Regions from separate parts of the Homo sapiens genome. Here region 2 is linked to region 1. Evidence: read pairs that join two places in POLR2A ChIA-PET (ENCODE). Cell type or tissue: K562. All regions are shown on one strand. Each heading gives the region's core, and the rest is flanking DNA. Links, peaks and the distances in the headings are about the cores only.

Region 1 (8,318 bases), core at 160-8,159:
CTCCAGGTGCTGTCCAAGCACAAGTTCAAGGTTGGCTACATGGGAGGGAGATACCTGCTCCTGGGAGTCCAGAGAGTCCGGTGCTGAGAGTCCAGGTCCAGAATCTACAAGGCTGTGACCTTGGATGAGGCATTTAGAACCTGACAGGAAAAACTACTGAGGCAGGAGCACTTATTTTGATGCCCCAGAGCAGAATTGTAGAACCACCCCCTCTCTGCAGAGGCACCAAAGCCTTCATCCAGATCCCCAAAAGGGTCCCTGCCCACCTGCAGGAGGGTGGGTGCCCCTGGTCCTAGGAGCCTGGTTCACTTCTGCTTCCTTCCACCAGACCTCAGCCCAGCATCCTCCACTTCCCAGCTGCTTCCACCTGCGGCTGGGGGACACGTCATCCCTAAGTGAAGGTGCTCCCTGCAGCCCCCTCTCCCCACTGGCCATCCAGTCCTTGGGAAGTTCTTGCACCCCATGGATCCAGAAGTAAGGGTGTCTTTAGCAAGACCAGAGCCACCTGTTCCCACCCCTCCCTGCCCCAGAGCACCCACAAACCGGCCACACATGCACACAATTCAGACTTTGTAGCTGTTTTTATTATTAATATTATCTTCTCCTTTAAGCATCCCTTTAAGGGTGAAATGAAATCCAACCATTTACAGAGAAAATGATTTCAGAATGTACATATTGATTTTCCCTTACAAAAAAAATAATACTATTATTGATGTCCTTACATTATGCATTTCCCAGGGTCCTGCCTTCTGCTTGGACAAGTCCCGTCTCCCCACCCAGACTCTCCCTGTTGCCCCCAAAGATCTCCCATGCTGCCCCTGGGAACCGACGTGACCCATGGGTGGATAAGGCCAGCCATGCTTCCCGGATGCTTGGCATGGACAGGCCTCCTTGGGTCTAGGGGTCTCAGGGCCAGTTATTCCCGGGGAGAAAGGTGGACATGGGACATGGCAGCAGTGTGCCGGTGGTCACATTCAGCTTGGTTTCCCTTCATATTGAGGGAGTGGCCCTGGGTTCTTCTGCCCCCACCAAATTCCCAGTGTATGCTGTGATGATATGTGAAACTCTTCAATCCTGTGCCCTGGCCCCCAGCCCTCTGACAGCTGCCCTCTCCACCGATGGCCAGGCCTTCACTCCTGCTGCTGTGAACAGGACCTGCCCCACCAGGTCTGTGAGGAAGGCAGAGCCTGGCAGCTCTGAGCTGCTCCTATCTTCCTTCGCTTAGCCCTGAGCTGGTGCCCTGGAGGGGCATCCCATAGCAACTGAGGATGCCAGGGGCGTGGGGGTGGGAAAGCTGCCAAGGAGGGAGGCCCCAGGCCAGGGCCTGGGCATGATCAGGAGCCCTGAGACTCCCTGTCCATGGGGTGCAGCCTGGCCTAGATTGACCCAGAGCCATAGGGACCCCGAGTGTTTGAGCCACCTCTCAGCCCCAAGAGCAAACAGAAAGGAAGGCTGCTGTGACTTCAAAGGAGTTCCATGGGGGGCAGTCCCCTAGATGGGAGCAAAGTGGCTCAGAGCCCCTCAGCCCACTTCACGCTTGCCCACCAGCGGCTCCTCTGAGGCCAGCTCCCCACACCATGCCCTCACTGGGCACTTAACCCAGACAGTGCTGTCGCAAGAAGATGCCCTCCTCTCCTGGCCCATCAGGAAACCCCCAACCATAAGACATCTGGAGAAAGCCCCACTGGAGGTGGGGGGGAGGGGACAGGTGGGATGATGCGGCTGGGGCCGAGAGGGGCTGGGGAGGTAGTGGGCTCTCAGCTGCACAGCCCTCAGGTCAGGATTCTCATTCCTCAGACTGAAAGACAGACAGACAGACAGACCCTGCATCCCCTTTAGCTTTGCTTTCTAGGCTCCCCAAGGGCTTTCTGCCTCAGTCATTTTGGGGAGCTGCAGGAGGTGTGGCCACAGGCCCGAGGAAGAGGCCAGGCCTGGGCCTGGCCTCTTCCATCCATACACAAGCATGTATTTACAGGGACACAGCAATACAGACATGTACAAATACACACCAAGCATGCACCCATGCCCATAAATATACACACACACACGCACAAACATGAGCCATTCCACAGGCCAACTCTGCAAACCGGCATCATTGGGTAGCGTCTGAGGGGCCGAGGGGAGGGGGTGTTTCCCCTTCCCACAGAGCTGCAAGCTCCTCACTGCCCCCAGCCCTGGGCTGCACAGTGAGGGAAACAGGAGCAAGCTGTTCCGGAAACTCTGACAATGAGAGCTGGATCCGACGACTGAGTTATTGCTGCTCCCTCCCCCTCTCCCAGAGATGCTACTGGTCCCCCATATCCATTCTCTTCTCCTCCATCAATAAGATAACTCCCAAGGTGAGGCCAGGCACATGGCGGCCCCGCTGAAGACTACACTTCCCAGGTTCCCTAGCAGCTGCTTGTGGCCATGTGACTGAGTCCCAGCCAATGAGAGGCCAGCAGAGGTGAGCCTGCCAATTCTGGCTCATGCCTTTAGCAAAAAGTGGGTGTGCCCTCTTGTCTATTTCTGCTTCCCCCAGGCTTGGATGCACACAGGAGGGTGGGCGCTGGAGCAGCCGCTGTGTACCCAGAATTGGAAGGTGCGTATGAAGAAACGCAGAGCTGCCCTACCAGCTCTGGGCCATCTCAATCTAGACTAATTAGAAACAAGCTTCCATCTTGCTTAAACCACTGTATTTCAGGGTCTCCTAATCACAGCAGCTCAGAATCAACTCCAACAAAGACATCCCCACCAAGGCAAGCTATGAGGAACAGGAAGCATACAACTGGCCTTATTGTCCCTTTTTGGGCCCAAGACAGCCTCATGGCCCCTTTCTGGCCCCCAGCCAGCCTGCCCCAAGGAAGGGCACAACAGTGACTGCACCTGGGACAGTGGACAGCTGGGACTGGGTGTCAGAAGGAAGGGGTGATGGGGAGGGAGAGACGGATCCGTGCAGAGGACTCATGTCAGTCTTCTCCTCCCCACTTCCCCCTCAAGGCCACACCTACAACTGGACTCTTGGCCTTGCAAGGACTGAGTGCACAGTCCACAAGACAGCAATGTGAAAGGGAGAAGGAACGTCAACGCCGGGTTTAGAACCAAAAGGAAAGCTCCTCAGGGTTCTCCAGGCCCCTGTGTTGGCTCACGACAGCCTGAGGGGTGCACAGAGACAGACTCAGGCACCAGCATCCCAGGGCAGCCAGGTCCTGTCCTTTGCGGCAGGGGGTGGAGTTCTGTCTCCATCTGGCCCAGCACTTCTGACTACACTGCAAAGCATCCCTCAGCACCTCCTCTTGGTAGGATGTGGCTTTTTCATCTCTTCCCTACGAGGTGTCCACGCTTCCTCCTGGACCCAAATGCATCTACTTACAGAGCCCTGGGTCCTCCTGGCAGGCCGGTCTCCCACACGGAGCCCAAGGCCCAGGGATGCCAAATGGTGGGCTTTTTCCCGGCCTGGCCACCCCCCAGAGGCTGCCTGGTGAGATCCTGCAGGCTCTCTTCCCCAATCCTGCCTACCCTCCCCCGCTACCCAGGGACCACCACGCACACTCCAGTGGCACCTCCTGGCCACAGCAGTCTTGGCAGTCATAAGGGCCACCCAGACGTCACGGCCTGCGCCCTCTCCCAACAGGAGGGATATTTTCTGAGCTCAAAGGCCTGACCCTTGATTCACAAGGGCTTCAGTAGGGAAACCCTACCCCCACCCCCACTCCCCACCCACTCCTGGTCCCCTCAAGAACCAAGGAGCCGGCAGGAGGCAGGGAGATAGCGCTAGGGGCCGCCGCCACCCCCGCCCTGTCACAAACCCTATCAGATCATGCAGCTCTAGACTTCCGCCTCGTCCAGTTTGCCCCGGGCGGGCGGCCTTCCCTCGGGACCCCTGTGGCGCCACCCGCCCGCCGCCGTGCTCCTGGGCTCCTGGTAGGGGTTGTCCAGCAGGTAGTGGAACCGGTCGTAGTTCTTCAGCAGGTACTTGGGCGCATACATGTGCTCGCTGGGGTCTGCAGGCGGGTACTCCTGCTGCGTGCCGTCGAACCAGCCCCCGGTGCGGATCAGGCCGCGGATGTAGTTCAGGTCCCGCTTGTCCTCGTAGTCACCCCAGCGTGGGAAGTCGCCATTCTGGGCGGACACGAGCTTGAAGTAGATGCCCTCGGGCGTGAAGCACCAGGAGCAGTGCCAGCCGGCGAAGTGCAGGGGGCTGCCCAGCGACCACTGCACCAGGATGTGGCCGGTGCGGTTCTCATACTGTCTGAAGTTGGGCATGGTGTAGTACTGGCGGCGGCGCAGGCGGATGCCGTCCAGCCCATACACTGCCTGCAGCATGTCCACCGTGCAGCCTGACACCACCTCCAGGGTGCCCGGCTGCTTCCAGAAGAAGCCGTAGAGCGACTTGCGCATGTGGAAGGCGAAGGGCTCGGTCCAGCCATCGTAGAGCTTGAGGAAAAGGACGCCGTCACGGGCCGGGATCTCGTCCGCATCGTCAATGATGAAGACGTCGTCGGGCCGCAGGTTGCGCAGCCGCGAGACGCCGTCCTGGGTGAGGAAGGTGCGCAGGTAGTCGTCGGCGATCCAGCCGTCCTGCCGGCCGCCGGGCGGGAAGTGGTCCAGGAAGACATAGAGCACCTTGTGGCGGATGTACTCGAAGGTGCCATTGGTCAGCATCTCCCGGAACTTGAGCGGCCGCGGCTCCCCATAAGCCGTGAAGTTGGACTCGCACACCACAAAGGCGTCCACCACGTCGCCCAGCTCGTGGAAGCGCACGTCCAGCAGGTCGAACTCGTGGTTGACGTTGATGGCGTTGATGACGCGGCGCGGCACCTCCCTGGGCACCAGCCGCTCCTTGGTGGGCAGGTTGGAGTACTGCACCACAGTGGGCACGCCGCAGCTGGGTCCGTGCCAGCCGGGCAGGCACACGCACTCCACCCACTTGCGCCGGGCGCCTCGGCCCCCCGTGCGCTCCCGGGCGCTCAGGAGGTACCGGGGTGGCCGCCGGGCCGAGGAGCCGTTGGCCCCCTCAGGCTTCTCCTCCGGCCGTCCCGGGGGCGGCCTCTCCAGCATCTTGGTGCCGGGTTTGAAGCAGACGCCGCCGGCCTTGGTGCGCACGAAATACTCGGTGGTGTCCTCGGGCAGCACCAAGTCCACCCGGTGGAGCTCCTCGGCCGCCTTGCTGGGCGGCAGCGGCTGCAGCAGGGGCGAGTGGGAGTAGAGTGGGGTACGCAGCAGGTCAGGGCCTCCTGGCTCGGGGCTGGCCTGGGGCGTGACCGGGGCATTGTTCCAGAAAAAGCTGGACACCAGGTTAGGGCTGAGGGAGGCCAGTTCTCGGGGGAAGGTGACATAGGACAGGGTCTTGAAGAAGTGCAGGAAGGAGATGAGGCACAGGCCGGCCATACAGAACATGAGAAAGAGCTTGTAGCGTCTCATCTTCATCCTGCGGGAGAGAGAGAGACAGGAGACTCATCAGGGCAGCCCAGGCTCCTTTCCTAGGAAGGGGACCTAGGAGGCCTCTGCTGCCACCTTGCTGGACAATGTGGTGGCCAGCACCTGCTGCCCCTGCATGGAGTGACCTCCTGCCCCCAAGAGTCAACTCGCGGTACCAAGGCCCCTGAAAGCCCCAGCACTGAGGACACCGCCGTGCTCCCATAGCCCTTCCCTGAGATCCCCAGGCCACCACCCTGCCCCCTCTGCAGCCTGCTTCTCCGCCTGGCCCACCCCACCCTGACTGTGCGGCTGCACTGCTAGGCTTGGCTCCAGGAGTAACATGCGCCTTGGGAAAAGCTCAACTCGCAGTACAGACTCCGCCCCAGGACAGAACGGGGAGAGCAGGCTGTAGGCTGCCCTCCTGGGTCCTGTCCCTCCCCTCCTATCTTCTTTTTTATGGACATACTGACAAACCTTTTGAATATTTTTTCACTGAAAAAACTCACAGGTCTCAAGGGAAAACACTTAATTCTAACATATTTAATGAATAAAATTAGGCCAGGCGTGGTGGCTCACGCCTGTAATCCCAACACCTTCAGAGGCTGAGGCAGGAGGATCACTTGAGCCCAGGAGTTTGAGACCAGCTTGGACAACATAGTGAGACCCCATCTCTACAGAAAATTTAAAAATTAGCCAGGTGTGGTGCCATGTGCTTGTGGTCCCAGCTACTTAGGAGGCTGAGGTGGGAGGATCACTTGAGACCTCGAGGTTGAGGCTGCAGTGAGCCATGATTGCACCACTGCGCCCCAGCCTGGACAACAGACTGAGACCCTATCTCAAAAACAAAATAAAATAAAAGTTCCCCTTCATTATTCCATGCCCTTTACTAATCTCCAGGCATAAAAATTTGAGGTCGGCCAGTGCAGTGGCTCACGCCTATAATCCCAGCACTTTGGGAGGCCGAGGTGGGCAGATCACAAGGTCAGGAGTTCGAGACCAGCCTGGCCAACATGGTGAAACCCTGTCTCTACTAAAAATACAAAAGTTAGCTGAGTGTAGTGGCGCATGCCTATAATCCCAGCTATACCGGCTGAGGCAGGAGAATTACTTGAACCCAGGGGGCGGAAGTTGCAGTGAGCCATGATCACGCCATTGCACTCCAGAACCTGGGTGACAAGAGCAAGACTCCATCTAAAAAAAAAAAAAAAAAAATTTGAGGTCTATCTCTGGCTTTATATGCAATTTTTCTATTCTTGATTTAATATTTTTCATAAATACTACCATATTGGACACTAAGTCTAACCAAGTTGTTTTCCTCAATCAATGATAGATTTAAAAGATTTTGGTATCAGTAGAAATAAATGTACCAGTTCCTTTTAAATCCCACATATTACATGGCTATTGTGAATAAATCACTCTGTATTCATGACTCATGATGTAACCATTTGCTATTCATTTATACAGTTTAATTTATCAATCAGTTTATGGCTGTGGAATGGAGATGCTTGTATATTCTCATTCTCCAATTTAAATTTTTTTTGTGTGTTTTTGTTTGTTTGTTTGTTTTTAAGACAGAGTCTTGCTCTGTCGCCCAGGCTGAAGTGCAGTGGTGCGATCTCTGCTCACTGCAGCCCCTGCCTCCCAGGTTCAAGGAATTCTCACCTCAGCCTCCCAAGTAGCTGGGATTACAGGCACACACCACCACACCCAGCTAATTTTTGTATTTGTAGTAGAGATGGGGTTTCGCCATGTTGGCTAGGCAGGTCTCGAACTCCTGACCTCAGGTGATCCGCCCACCTCGACCTCCCAAAGTGCTGAGATTACAGGCATGAGCCACCATGCCTGGCCTAAATAAACTTTTAATTTTAGAATATTTGTAGATTATCAGAAAAGGTGCAAAGACAGCACAGAGGCTTCCTCACACACTTCACCCTGTTGCTCCCAGTTTATACCACCATGGTACATTTGTCACAACTAGGAAACGGACATCAGAATGTCACCATCAGCCAAACCCCATGCTGGATTTGGATCCCTCGTTTTATGAATGAGCCGTGCAGCCACAGAGCACCTCCGACCGTAGCCATCCAGCTCATTTCACCCTTGAGTCTAGGCAGGTGGGCAGGCGAGCCAGGAGTTTACATCCATTTGACCAGTGAAGATGCTGGGTGGGGCCAAGTGAGACCAGTGACCTGTCCGGGGGGAACCCACTGAGTCACAGAAAAGGCTGAGACAGAAACCTTGCCTTTGGCATCTGGCACTGTCCCACCTAGATATTCTTAAAATGTTCCCATCTGTGGCTTCTCTTTATTTTTGATTCTTTCTCTGGGTCATGCTCTCCCCCTCACTTTTTTTTTGAGACAGGGTCTCACTCTGTCACCCAGGCTGAAGTGCAGTGGCTAGATCCTGGCTCGCTGCAACTTCCATCTACCAGGTTCAAGCAATTCTCTTGCCTCAGCCTCCCAAGTAGCTGGAATTACAGGCGTGTGCCACCATGCCCTGATAACTTTTGTATTTTTAGTGCAGATGTGGTTTCACTACGTTGGCCAGGCTGGCCTTGAACTCCTGACCTCAAGTGATCTGCCCGCCTCAGCTTCTGAAAGTGCTGGGATTACAGGCATGAACCACCATGGCCAGCCTCCCTACTTTTTAAGGACAGCAAGGTAGGGTGGAAAGATAGGAATTTGGGTTAGGCGTGGTGGCTCACGCCTGTAATCCCAGCACTTTGGGAAGCTGAGGCAGGTGGATCACCAGAGGTCAGGAGTTTGAGACCAGCCTGGCCAACATTGTGAAACCCTGTCACTACTAAAAATACAAAAATTAGCTAGTCATGGTGGTGGGCACCTGTAATCCCAGCTACTAGGGAGGCTGAGGCAGGAGAATCGCTTGAACCAGGGACGTGGGGGTTGCAGTGAGCCGAG
Region 2 (8,318 bases), core at 157-8,156, 160 kb before region 1:
CTGCAGGGCAGCCCTGCCCAGCTCAGGGGGAGTCAGGGCCTGCATGGGTGTGTGCAGGAGAGAGAAGCTGAACAGACACTGCTCCTAGGAGCAATGCCTTCCTCCAGTTCAACTGTCCACAGCTGACCTCAATCTCCGGGAGCCCGGCTCTGTCGCTGCTCACCCTGGCACCTTGGGCAAGCCATCTACTTCACTGAGCCTCAGTTTCCCCATCTGCCTGGTGGTGATTAGATGCTCCCCCAGCCTGCCCCACAAGACTGCCAGAGGATCACACCAGGAAGAGCTGTGATGCAGTGATGGCGGTGATGATGAAGGAATCAGGCCTCCCTGGAGAAGCCTGGCCACCCCAGCTGACCTGTCCCACCTGCCCGTCACACAGCCTGGGCTACCCAGGGGGTGGGAATTTCAGCCCCATTTCACCACTTCGTGAGTCACACACAGGCCCCTGCCTGGCCTACACCCTACCTCACCCATCCCCTCCTTCTAGGCCAGGCCCTGCAAGAAACAGCATCTGCTGCCATGAGGAACCTGGATGAGCAAGCTGTTCTCTGGGTAATGCCCCCAAGATTTCAGCAGCAGTGGTCACCCTAAAGGCTTGAGCAACTGCAATCTAACCTGTCATTCAAGCACCCTGTGACCAGGCCTGAGGTCACTCTGCCCCACTTCACAGATGTCACACCCTCGCCTCCTGCCCCTCAGTGTCACAGAGCTCCCTGCCAGCCAGGATGGGGTATGGGGCAAGGCCCCCCATGCTGCCTCCCCTGCAGGAGAAGGGCTGAGGGAGTTCACCCACCCTCTCCTCCTCTCCTTCTCTCCCTGCACCCCCCTTGGAAGCCCTGGGCCACCTCTCTCTGCGAGCGCCACCTCAGACAGGGCTGCTCAAAATAAACATGGGGGCGGATCATTTCCCGCAGAGCAGTGTCTGGGAGCCGAGCGAGCGGAGCAAAAATACCAGCGGGCCCATAGTCAGGCCCTGCGCAGAGCCCAGGAGACCATGGCTGCCCCTGGAGCTGCTTTATAAGGGACATTTCAGAGACTCATCCTCCCCCTCTTACTTTAATTTTTTGAGGCTCCAGACAGAGGATGGTAAATGCACCCAGGGGTGGTGGTGTGAGCTCAGACAAGACTCTGAAGCAGTGACTCATCAGTGAGCACCTACTAAGCGCCAGGTTCTCAATGCAGTCAGCCCTCTTAGCCACTGTGTGGGGGGCTCCGTGCACCCACAATGCAGTCAGCCCTCTTAGCCACCGTGTGGGGGGCTCCGTGCACCCACAATGCAGTCAGCCCTCTTAGCCACCGTGTGGGGGGATCCGTGTACCCATTTACAGATGGGGGGTGCCAGGTGAGGAAGCCAAGTGATGCACTCCCGGCCACCCTGCCAGTCAATAGCAGAACCAGGATTGGTTTGTTTGGCTGATTTGGAATTTTTTGTTTGTTTTGACACATGATCTTGCTCTGTTGTCCAGGCTGGAATACAGTGGCACAATCACCAATCACTGCAGCCTCAAATTCCTGGGTTCAAGCAAACCTCCCACCTCAGCCTCCTGAGAAGCTGGGACTACAGACATGCACCACCACACTTGGTTAATTTGTTTATTTTTTGCAGAGACGGGGTCCCACTCTGTTGCCCAGGCTGGTCTTGAACTGCTGGGCTCAAGTGATCCTCTCGCCACAGCCTCCCAAAGTGCTGGGATTACAGGCATGAGCCACCAAGCCAGGCCAGAACCAGGATTGAAACCCAAACGTTATGTGATCTATTTGCTCTCTGAGCAGTGGCCTTCCAAGGGTACAAGAGGGGCGAGGTAATAATACCTGCCTTGAGGGTGGCTGGACTCACTGGCACCATGCTGGCACAGGGCCTGGCCTGCAGTAGGTGCTCAGTAAATGGTGGCCTGTCCCTGTGAGGGAAAGACATCTGCTTAGTAGATGAGGAAATCAGGTGGGCCCTGTGACCAGGCAGGAGACGCACAGTGGGAACAGCCTCTCTCATCTCTTAGCCTGGTCAGGAAGCCACGTGAAGCCTGCTGCTCCCAGAAGAGGCTCCACCTGGCTGGGCACGGTGGCTCATGCCTGTAATCCCAGCACTTTGGGAGGGTGAGACAGGCAGATCACCTGAGGTCAGGAGTTCAAGACCAGCCTGGCCAACATGGCGAAACCCCGTCTCTACTAAAAATTAGCTGGGAGTGGTGGCACACGCCTGGAGAATTGCTTGAACCTGGGAGGGGGAGGTTGCAGTGAGCCCAGATCACACCAATGCACTCCAGCCTGGACAACAGAGTGAGACTCCATCTCAAAAAAAAAAAAGGCTCCACCAGATCCGAGGTTGGAAAGCTTGATCAGACAGATGTGACAGAAGGAGGGAGAGGCAGATCCTGAGGAGGCTTGGGCAGGGACCGTGGCCTGGCCTGAGGCTGGACCTGCCCTGGCCGTGGTGTTGACATGGATGGGGTGGGTGAAAAGGCAGGGACCAGCTGGACCCTGGCAAAGAGCCCTCTGCAAACAGCCCTGATGTGGAACATCTGCCAATTTCCATGGTGTAAATACTCCCTCCACGGCCAATTTCAAGCTCCCAACTCTTTCATCACTGGCTTGCAAAATTCCTGAGTGTTTGGAAATTGGCCCTCACCAGCTGGCTCCAGCAAGCCCCTGGCAAGGACAGTGCCGGGGCTCGAGGGTAGCAGGGCTGTGCAGGCCCCCTCGATGCTGCCCCACTTGGAGACTGGAGCGAGCCCCACAGCACTCATTCCCTGTGGGGCTTTCTGCAGGAATGCTGCTCCCCTGCAGGCCTGGGTCAGGCACTGACCAGAGGCTGAACTCTAAGCAAGGGGGTCCTGGGGGCCCTGTCTCACCAGCTCTCCCCCTGCAGAGAGCCCTCTCGCTAGCCCTCCCCAGAGACCTTTTTAATTAAGCTGGAATGGCTGGCAAATGAGCAGCTCTGAACAGAGTGTCATGGCAGCCCCGGGAGCCCCATTTAAGTAAATTGAATGGAGCCTGTGCTTGGTGAGCTAACGAAGAGGGAGGTGCGTGTGCGGCCCCATGGGGTGCGGCATGCAGGGCCTCCACAGAAGGAGGGCCGCAGGGCAGCAAACAGAATGTCGAAATCCCAAGCCCTCCCGGGGCGTCAGTCTTGCCACAGAAAGAAGTTGGTTCGAACCTGGCCCCCAGCTGGCGGCGGGACCTCGGGCCAGTGACTTCCCCGCCGTTGGACCTCAGGGTCACCAGCTGCTAGGTGGGAACCTTCGCAGAGCTGGGGAGTGGGTTCAGGGAGTCACCCCATCCAGGGGCTGGTGGATGGCAGGAGCCAGAAAATGGTGTTTTTCCAAATGGGGCAGGACCAGACCTGCCACCCAGGCTGTCAACCCCAGGTGGGGCCTGTGGACTGAGGCATCCTTGCTAACCCCACTGCCCCTCCCTCCCGTGTCCCCACAGAGGCCCTGCTCTCCTCACACACACATCCTCCCCCAGCTCCCACCATCTCCCAGAAGCTGTCCCCTCCCCTATGTACTGTCCCCCTGGGGCCCACCAGCCCTGTGATGGCCCAGGGGCCTGGAGCACACTGTTCAGCTCAGCGCCCACTCCTCCTGTCCTCCCTGCTCCCAGCCCACAGGAGGGACATGCAGAGAGGACACACAGGACAACCACAGGGCCACTCGCCCTCAGCGCCATGGGGCTGTATGGGGTGGAGTCACTGGATGGGACAGGACACCCTGGCCTGGTGAAGGGACGTTGTGACAGAGACAAGGGGCCTTGAGGGTCATGCAAAGGTCTGGATTTTGTCCTGAGGGCAATGAGGAGCAACAGAAGTTTTGAGGCAGGGAAGAGCCCAACAAGACTGGCCCTCTGGAAGAATCACCCCAGCTGTTTGGGGGGGAATGGACAGAAGGGCCCAGGTGGCCAGGCTTGGTGGCACCTCCCTGTAGTCCCAGCTACTTGGGAGGCTGAAGAGGGAGGATCGCTTGATCGTGCCACTGCACTCCAGCCTGGGCAGCAGAGCAAAACTCTGACTCTATCTGTTTTTTAAATTTTTTTTTTTTTTTTAAAGAAGAAAACAGAAGGGCTCAGGTGGAGAGGTGAATAGAAGTCAGATTTGCAGGGACTGGCAGGGGATGCGCTGTGGTTGCCTTGGTATCCAGGCTGAGCAGCTTAGGAGGAAAAGAGCCCCGGAGAGGCCCAGTCCTAGCCAGCTTCACTCGTTCACTCATCATTCATTCGGCAGACACCCAAGCCCTTCCTTCCTCTGAGCTCGGCCCTGGCTGGGCAGTAAGGTCACATGGATGAACTGGACCCAGCTCAGCCCGGCACTTCTAGGTGGACAGACACACAAACCCAGGCAGATGGATGGGGCTGCCCAGGCCTGGGCAGGGTCCTGGGGCCCTCACACCTCTCCCGCAGGCCCGGCCCGGCTGCGCTGCACTGGCCTGCTCGTGGTGCTCGATGCCCATGCTGACGGTGTTGACCAGGATGGCCATCATGATGCCCCGGTTGAAGTACTTGCTGTCCACGATGCCGCGCAGCTTGGCTCGCGTCTCCCGCCACACATCCCCGCACAGCCAGACCGCCCCATCCGCCTGCTCCTCCTCCTCCTCCTCCTTCCCCAGTTCTGAGGAGGCTCCGTCCTCGCTGCTCCGGGCCCCGTCCCCATCCGCCTCGTCCTCGCCACCAGCGGAGCTCCCGGAGCCCGAGCCCTCCTGGCCCGAGTCGGTGCTGCCCAGGCCCGAGGGCCGCCGGCCGTCCTCATGCTGGCAGCAAGGGCAGCTGGCGGGATCGGAAGCCAGCGTGGCGGGGATGGGCTGCACCAGGGTGTGGGGCGTCGCATCCAGGGGGCTATGTTGCGGGCACAGCTCTGAAAAGCAAATGAGAGGGGCATAGAGTCGTTGCCCACACCAGGCCCAATCCACCCTGGGACACATCCCTGAGTGCGCTTGGCTCCCAGGCCCACAGGTCTGCCTGGAACCAGCCGACCCAGCCTGGAAAGGCGGTCAGGGGTGCCTGGGGAAGCGGCTGCAGCTCTCTGAGCTTTGTCTGCCCCTGTTGTAGAAGTTGGGGCAGGAACGCCCACCATGCAGGCTGTAGGAGGATTCTCTCCCTTAAGGCACATGATGGGCCCAGCACGGTGCAGGGCGCGCATCCGTGCTGACCGGCCATCCCTCCTGGCCTAGGCCCTGGGTCAGCATGGAACAGACCCAGAGCCCCAGTCGTGCAGCTTGGGAACTAGATGTGATTCTGAAAGAGTCAGGCCAATGTGGGGGCAGCCCCCGTCAGAGAAGGCCATGGTGGACTTGGTGTTCTCAAGTCTCCTGCCTATACAGCAGGTGGGGAGCGGGGAAGGGGTGAGGTTTGCTTCCCAGGGAGGGGAGGAGGCATGGAGCCCTGGGGCAAGGGCAGACCCTCACTCCAGAAGCCCCTGGGACTTCCCTCCACGCAAGGGGTGGAGGTGGGGGCAGCGGGCAGGAAGGGCCCCTGGGAAGAGGGAACTTCATCCCTTTGCTGCCCCGGAATCACAGGAGACGCCTGGGCTGGCCCTGGACTGAGTTCTGTGATCTGTGAACCATCTCAAAGAGGTGTCAGAGAGGCCTCTCTCTGCTTGGTTTAATGCCTTCTTTGTGTTTTCCTATATATTCCTAGAATAAACACATTTTGCTTGTGTAAGCCAAAAAAGTAACATGAAAGGGAAAGAAAAGCATGTCACGCCTACCCTTCATTTCCACACTTGCCTCCAGATGCCTCCCAAGCCCTGAATAAGCACCCCTGGCTCATTCACACCTCTGGAGTCAGGGCGGGCAGCCAGGAACCCAGGGGTCAGTCCCATCTCACCCCGGAGGACAGGCCCAAAGCCCTTCCCAGCGCCGGCTCACTGCTCCCACCTGGACGTGGGGCGACAGCCAACTCTCGTTTTCCAGGGCAGAGGGGAGGCCCAGGGGCAAGGGGGCAAGAGTGCCAGGAGAGGGGGCTGGGCGGCCGCAGGAAGCCCGTTGGAGTGAACACTTCTCCCCCACGTCCTCCAGCAACACCAGTGCCAGCCTTGCCCGGCCCCAGCTCCTGTGTCCGCATGCCGGGCCTGCCCACGGGCCACCTGGGGCCTCCTCCGAGCCCACGCCTGGATGGCTGGCACCCGAGGACGGGTGGGCGGCAGCTCTGAGCGTGCATTCTTCTGCTTGCCTCCCAAGAATCGATTCCCAGACTGTGAGAGCTGGAAGGACAGGGCTTTCCAGAGCAGGGCCTGGGGTGGCTGACTCCCGCCGTGGACGGCCACGTGCTGGGGGCCCCTGTCCTCACTTTATAGAGGGAGACAGGCCTGCAGAGGGTCGCGGCTGCTCAAGCGCCGTCCCCATGCCTGCCGACTTCCTTCTCAGCACCAACTGGGAGAAGTGGTATTGGGGCTGGGGGCAGGGCCCACCTCCCGTGGCCCTGGCTTGCCTCTTCCCGAGTGATCATTTCCAGGGGAGGCAGGCCCATGCAAAGTCTGGCAATGCCGGCTTCCGAGATGTCTCCCTTCATCTCCCTGACCCTTAGTCTTCCCATCTGAAAAGTGGAGATAATATTACTATCTTCTCCCTTCTCAGGACCGTTTCCTGGAACAGATGAGGCAACCAACAGGGCAGCCCCTTCCAAGCCTAAAAGCATAAACTTGGCCAGGGGCGGTGGCTCATGCCTATAATCCTAGCACTTTGGGAGGCCAAGGCGGGAGGATCACGTGAGCCCAGGAGTTTGAGACCAGCCTGGGCAACATAGGGAGACCCGTCTTTACAAAAAAAAATTAAAAAATTAGCCGGGCATGGTGGTGCATGCCTGTAGTCCCAGCTACTCCGAAGGCTGAGGCAGGAGGATGGCTTAAGCCTAGGAGTTTGAGGTTGCAGTAAGCTGTGTTTGTGTCACTGTACTCCCTGGGTGACCCTGTCTTAACAACAACAACAAAAAACAAAAGTGTAACTCTCACAGCCCCACGACAAGCACAGAGCACAGGGTGGCATGAGTCCCCAACATGCCACAGCTTTGAGGGGCAGGCCCACAGCCCCTTTGTGTCAGGTACCCAGGGTCATTGCTCAGGTGTGCTGGAAAGCAGGGGACAGCAGCAGGAACCCAGAGAAGGGAGTGATGTGGCTGCAGTGGGGGGGAAGAATTTTAGCTTTCCGAGACTGAGGAGAGACACTTGTTCTTTCCTCTCAAGTGTGGCTTCCTCCGAGGCCGATCTGCTATCTCCACACATACACAGGGATCGAGTTCCTCCAGGGCAAAGGCTGAGTTCCCTCAGCCCCAGGCCCGGCCCAGCGCAGGCTCTGACAGGTGCCAGGAGAGGGCAGGCAGAGGTGGGGACAGAGGTCCCTGGGGGCTGTGAAGGAAACACTTGAGCATGAAGTGAAGACCTGGAATTTGGAGGCTGCTGGGCCTGCTGGACGTGCTGGAAAGGAGTGACACTTGGCACGAAGTGCCTGAGTGCCGCGTCGGATGCAGGGCCACTTACGGTAGTGCCGGGGCTCCTTGGCGTGGGGCCCAGGTTTGGCGGGGGCCGGGGCCTCCGGGCCCAGGGCCTGGCGCCGGCTCTGCAGGGCCTGGTAGAGGCCCAGGGCGCGGCGCTTGGCCTTGCGCAGGATGTGGCAGACATACTGGAAGATCTCCTCGTAGCAGTCGCCAGGCTCGGCGTAGCTGGCCACCGTGCTGGAGGACAGGTAGCGCTGCCGCTGCTCCAGCATCAGCCGGTGCTCCCGTTGCTTGGTCTCCGAGAACTGGGTCGCTATGACAACGAGGCACAGGTTGATCATGAAGAAGGAGCCCACCTGTGACCAACGGGAGGAGAGGACAGGGACAGGGACAGGGATGGAGGGGACAGAAGGGTGAGAGAGGCAGAGTCATGGAGTGGGGACAGCAGGGAGACATGGGGAGAGGGAGGCAGAGGGAGATGGGGAGATGGAGATGGAGATGGCGGTACAGAGGCAGAAATGAAGCAAGGAGGAGGGGCAGGGACCAACCGGAGACACAGAGGCCAGAGCAAGGGCAGGTAGAAAGAGACAGTGAGGTACAGAGACGCGATGACAAAGAGAGTAAGACGGGCTCAGAAAAGACAGATGCAAGGGAGGGGAGATGCAGGGGACGAGTGGAAACAGGGAAAGAAAAGGGCAGGGGAGGTGGAGGGGCCCAGAGAGACACAGGCACAGACACAGATGGGGACAGGAAAAGATCGCTGAGGCCTCGCTCCAGGAGAAAGCGACGGCCCAGGCAGCTCCCTGGGCCCGACCGGAATCTGCTTCAAAGCCCAGCTCCCCTCAGACCCCTAGGCCCTGGCCTAGCCCCCATCCGCCTGGGACATCTGCACTGAGCCC

Evidence for each region. ChIA-PET counts read pairs that join two places held together with the same protein. Peaks named below come from ENCODE experiments on the same cell type or tissue, not always from the same donor. Only the 100,000 strongest peaks of a DNase experiment are listed, where the experiment ranks them.
Region 2: POLR2A ChIA-PET joins it to region 1 with 7 read pairs; 2 of 35 experiments call an interaction of 5 or more read pairs at or near these places.

The regions. Positions count from the first base shown.
Region 1 is chr22:39,484,439-39,492,756 of GRCh38, reverse strand. MGAT3 (beta-1,4-mannosyl-glycoprotein 4-beta-N-acetylglucosaminyltransferase) reads right to left here. Exons shown (of 2, transcript NM_002409.5): 2 at 563-5,410. The coding sequence starts at 5,409. The coding sequence ends at 3,808. Among named protein-coding and RNA genes, the nearest start is that of MGAT3-AS1, 12 kb to the right of the region's middle. RefSeq lists an enhancer at 2,279-2,573. In K562, for the core only: a CTCF peak has its summit at 5,512; DNase peaks (open chromatin) are centred at 2,426, 3,229, 3,756 and 5,726.
Region 2 is chr22:39,646,026-39,654,343 of GRCh38, reverse strand. CACNA1I (calcium voltage-gated channel subunit alpha1 I) reads right to left here. Exons shown (of 37, transcript NM_021096.4): 8 at 7,463-7,775; 9 at 6,418-6,522; 10 at 4,419-4,843. Among named protein-coding and RNA genes, the nearest start is that of CACNA1I, 79 kb to the right of the region's middle. RefSeq lists an enhancer at 2,201-3,131. In K562, for the core only: no CTCF peak of the experiment used is centred there; no DNase peak of the experiment used is centred there.